2 separate regions of the Homo sapiens genome follow, and region 2 is linked to region 1. The links are chromatin loops, found by intact Hi-C in ENCODE. Cell type or tissue: A673. All regions are shown on one strand.

Evidence for each region. A loop is a pair of places that touch in the nucleus more often than their neighbours do. Peaks named below come from ENCODE experiments on the same cell type or tissue, not always from the same donor. Only the 100,000 strongest peaks of a DNase experiment are listed, where the experiment ranks them.
Region 2: a loop joins it to region 1, with 5 times the contacts of the local background. A loop is called at or near these places in 27 of 110 quality-filtered maps.

What each region holds. Positions count from the first base shown.
Region 1 is chr9:35,115,678-35,118,177 of GRCh38, forward strand. It overlaps ATOSB (atos homolog B), which reads right to left and starts at 185. Exons shown (of 9, transcript NM_025182.4): 1 at 128-185. RefSeq lists a silencer at 330-389. In A673, a CTCF peak has its summit at 1,320 (motif pointing right); DNase peaks (open chromatin) are centred at 484 and 1,334; H3K4me3 peaks cover 1,114 bases; H3K27ac peaks cover 259 bases.
Region 2 is chr9:35,602,788-35,605,287 of GRCh38, forward strand. TESK1 (testis associated actin remodelling kinase 1) reads left to right here and starts at 2,475. Exons shown (of 10, transcript NM_006285.3): 1 at 2,475-2,500. RefSeq lists an enhancer at 1,711-1,820 and a silencer at 2,301-2,500. In A673, CTCF peaks have their summits at 1,272 (motif pointing right) and 1,480; DNase peaks (open chromatin) are centred at 1,394 and 2,434; H3K4me3 peaks cover 1,778 bases; H3K27ac peaks cover 1,625 bases.

The sequences.
Region 1 (2,500 bases):
CCCACACATTGAGTCCCCAACTGCTCCCGCGACTTCGTATCTTCCCTCAACACACAGCAGTCTCCAGATCGTCTGCAAAGCGCACCCCCATCCGCGTCCCTTCTTCCACGCTCACCCTGCCCCACACCTGTAGTTCCGTGGGTCCCGTTGCACTTGGGGACGTGGTAGTGGTTGGGGCAGTTACTGAGCAGCCCTAGCTGTAGCCTCCGCCTGCAAACCTCGCCCCTTCAGTCTGAGCCCCGCCCCCGCAACGCCCGGGCCCACCCTCTCCCTTGTCCCACCTTCCACCTTCTGTGGACTTGTCCCTTTCCTCGTTTAATTTCTCGAGCTCCTCCCCTGTAGCCCGGGCCCCGCCCCCTTCTGACCTCGCACCTCCTTCGCGTTTTCTTTGCATTTCCCCAGGATCCTCAGCTTTTCCCAGGCCCCACCCCCGATCCCCGCCTCCTCTCGGTCTCTCCGCCTTTCACCAGGACCCGCCCCCTCGGATTCCAGCCTGGCAGAAGTCGCGCCAAGACCCTTCCACCACGATCCCCCTCCCATCTCAGAGCCCCTCCTCCTTCCGCCCCTTCTCCCTCACGCCTCACCCGGGCGGTCGCACTCCAACCAGGATCCGCTGGCTCTGATTGGCGGTGGCGGCCCCAAAGGAGGAAGGAGGAGACAAAGTGATGGTCGCAGGTCGCCTGAGGTCCCACCCCGGCCACGTGCGGCTTCTGTGATGACAAGTCTAGAGGGGCGGGGCCTCGGCCGGCAGGCTGCTAGCCTGAGCGGAGCGGATCAGGGCAGAGGTGGGGAGATGGAGCCAGGGCCAAAGCCACCAGCCTGAGGGCTCTGAGCCGGGTTGGGGCTATCTCGCTGCTTTCGCACCGGTGTGAGCTGCCGCCGGAACTCTAACCTCTTTGTAGGGATGTCTGGGTGGGCGCGTGCATTTGCACTAATAGGGGAGGTCCGTAGGGATTGCAAGGTAGTGCAAGGAATCTCAGGGGTCTGTGAAAATGAGGGAATCTGGGCGGTGGGGTTCAGGTCTGCGAGGTTGAGCAGTTTCTGAAGCCTACGCTGTGCAGGCGGGTGTGGGTTCTGGGATGGGATGGACAGTAGGAGTCAGATCAGTACCTACTGAGGCAGGTCAGCGAGATCTGTGAATTTTACGAGATGAGTGTTGATATGGAGTTAGGAGGGCCTGCAATTGCTGGAGAAAAGTGAGGCCTTTCCCTTGTACAGGTGTCTAATGAACTGCATGACAGTTACATATGTTCTGCAGTTTAAGCGGCGCCCTCTCCAACCTCTCCCCAGGAGATACAATAAGGGAGGGCGACGCTTCCCAGACACCGGTAGATGGCAGCACAGGACACTTGCAGAACTGAGACAGCCCAGCTCAGCGCCGATCTGTGGCCTCTCCGAGGAGCGGACCGTTTGGGTCTGGATTTGATCAAGTTCTACAAAAGTCACATTCTTTTTTATTTTTTTTTGAGACGGCGTCTCGCTCTTTCGCCCAAACTGGAGTGCAGTGGTGCGATCTCGGCTCACTGCAACCTCCGCCTACTGGGTTCAAGCAATTCTCCTGCCTCAGCCTTCAGAGTAGCTGGGATTACAAGCGCGCGCCACCAGGCCGGGCTAATTTTCGTATTTTTGGTAGAGACAGGTTTCACCATGTTGGCCAGGCTGGTCTCAAATTCCTGACCTCAAGCGATCCGCCCGCCTCGGCTGCCCAAAGTGTTGGGATTACTGGCGTGAGCCACAGCACCCGGCCAAATCTCAGATTCTTTAGGCTCTGTGACTTTGTCAGTAGTTAACTTAAACTGGTTTACTCAACGTCAGTGGTGTGGAAGCGCAAAAAAAAGAAAGAAAAAAGTATTTTCTCTGGCCATAAGGAACTTATTATTTAGACAGTGATACAAATGCCTACATAATCCCAGAAGGGTAAACTAAGAAAGGTTTTGGGTAGTGGGAAAACCACAGAGTTTGAAGTCATCTAAACTTCTTCAACTTCAACTTCAAACTTCAACTTATGGGTTCAACTTATGAGTTTGTCTCATACCTTTGAGTATTTACTAGCTGTATAGATTTAGGTAAATTATTTGACTTTAAAAAATTAATTTTAGAACAATTTTAGATTTACAGAAAACTTGTAAAAATAGTGCAGAGAGTTTTCATATATACCCTACACCTAGTTTCTCCTATTATTAACATCTTTCCTTATATGGTTCATTTATTACAATTAATAAGCCAATATTGATACATTAACAATAACTAAAACCCACACTTTATTCTGATTTTCTTTTTGTTTTTTTGAGACGGAGTTGTCGCTCTTTCACCCAGGCTGGAGTGCAGTGGCAAGATCTCGGCTCACTGTAACCTCCACCTTCTGGTTTCAAGAGATTCTCCTGCCTCAGCCTCCCGAGTAGCTGGGATTACAGGCATGTGCCACCACGCCTGGCTAATTTTGTATTTTTAGTAGAGATAGGGTTTCTCCATGTTGGTCAGGCTGGTCTCGAACTCCCGA
Region 2 (2,500 bases), 490 kb after region 1:
TGGGGAAGAGGGCACGGGTATAGATGAAACAAGATTGGCCATGAATTGCTCATTGGAGAATCACTGACATAGAAGGGTAAATGAAAGTAGGTACTTTCACCTGGGCCAGGTCAAATATGGCAACAGTACAACTGAGGCAAAGGAAAGCCAATTTTGCACTATGGGTTTCCAACAAAATGGTCTTACTAATCCAAGGTAAATAAACATTCATTTTTCTATTCTGTGTGTGTGTGTTAAGACATTTTCCACCATACAAACAACAACAAAAGGTTTTTTTGAGACAGAGTCCCGCTCTTGTCGCCTAGACAGGAGTGTAATGGCGCGATCTTGGCTCACTGCAACCTCCGCCTCCCGGGTTCAAGCGATTCACCTGCCTCAGATTCCAGAGTAGCTGGAATTACAGGCGCTCGCCACATCAGGCTAATTTTTTTGTATTTTTAGTAGAGACGGGGTTTCACTACGTTGGCCAGGCTGGTCTCATCCTTTCCTGATTGAACCACAGTCACAGCCTCCTTCCTAATCAGTCTCCCGGCCTCCATACAACCACCGCAATCATCTTACAAAAAATAGGCACCTGGCTCTTTGGCTTGGCATTACCATCACCAACTACTACAGTAATTCTCAAACGTGATAAAGGGCCAGAACCCAGTGTCGGTTAAAAGATCTATGATATTAAACAAAATGAGGCATAAATTCCTAGTGTTTACAGATGTCATACAATAAAAAGCAAATTCACAAATTAGTTGTAGATGTTAACATTAATGTGATGAATGAGCGTGTGCTGAAGACCAAACGCCTCCAGAAAAAAGAACAGGATGCACGTGCCCCGTGCAATTCTGTGAGGTTGGCCTGCCTCCACCGGCTGTGGAAGGATTGCGAATGTCTCCCATTCCTCTCGCTCCAAACTTGTGCAATACCTTCCCTTGTACAGCGCACCAAGACAGCATCTGGCCTTCTCTTGACTCTAAGGCATCATGTATCATTTATGACCGTCTTTATTCTTTTCTCAGTAGCCCTCGACAAGCGAGTAGTATTTCTTGGCTCCAAGTCTCATAAACGTGTAACCAGACTCCATTGGAAGACGGTAACCCCACGCGATACGGACTGTGCTTGTATTAATTCTCTTTTAAGCTTACTACAGAAATATCAATACAGTACTTGAGAATTCCTGCAGGACTCAGCCTCGCTTCCTCGAGGAGCTCTCAGCCTGCCTCCGCACTCGAGACGGCAGCTTTCTCTCCCTCCGCCCACCGTTCCGCCGCTAGGTGGCAGGCGGCTCAACGACGCCCTTTTAAACCGTTTGCCCCGGAGTGGACCGCCGGGATCGCGTGTCACCACCCAACCCTAGCGATGATTGGCTATTTCGCCGAGGCCGGAGGAGGAACCAGCGGCAGAACCGGAAGCGTCTGGTACGGCGAGTGCACGGAGTCCTGAGACTGCGTGCGCACCCAGGCACCGCGCCGACTTAAAGAGGCCAGTTGCAGCCCCTCCTCCGGCCTTAGGGGGCAGACCGTGTTCCTACGTGGAGGGCGGAACCCTCACACTGAGGAGGGCTGGGTCACACTGAGGGGAGGAGTCACCTTGAGAGGAGGGGTCACAATGACTAGTGGATTTCCTCGGAGGTGGGGTCTCACTGCGTGGGAGGAACACAGAGCAAGGGGGTGCAGCACTGAGGGGTTCTGACACACTGACGGTGGCAGTGCCACACTGGGGAAAAGTGCCCCCGAAAGGGAGGTGTCTCACTGAGGAAGGGAGGGGTCTCCGAGGGACAGCGTTCTTTGAGGGGGGTGGGATCTTGCGGAAGGACGGGCTTCCCTGCAGGTGGAGGCTTCTCTCTTAGAGTCTTTTGGGCAAAGTAGTAAGAGGGAGGTCCCGGCTGGGTGGTCACAGGGCGGAGGACCTGGACTCTCTTCTTTATTGGGAGGCGGCAGGATGAAGTGAGGAGGAGTCGGGGCTAAGCTGGGTATGGGCCGGCCAAAGGCTTCCTATAGCCCCGGGGTATCACAACCTCCCGTGAAGGTAGAAGGTGTTAGGGAGGCCAGAGGTTCAAGGTGTCGGAGTCGAAGAGACCTGGGAAATGGGCAGGCTGGGCCGGGGCGCAGGCCAGGAAGGTGGACAGGTTGCTAGGCTACCTCTGATTGCGGCTGGGCCTGAGGGGCCTACCTTTCTGCCCCGTTGGTCCCTGGAGCCCAGGAATCCGGCAGGTTTCTGAGCCCGACCCTCAACGGACAGTAACCCAGGGAGGAGAGGGGACTCCCTGGGCAGCTAAGCTTCGCATGCGCACCATCAGCCCTTAATTCCCTCCCGTTATTCAAGCTCAGGCCGGAGCTTATTTGACCCGGGCGGCCCAGGGCATCGCGGCCGGAAAGCGGGGAGGCGGGGGTGCGCACCTGAGGGGGCGTGGCCGCTGCCGGGAGGCCGGGCTGGAAGGAGTTAAGCGGAGGCCCGGCCCAGCCCCGCCCCCGGCAGGCCGCGGAGCCTGATCCCCGGCGGCTAAGCG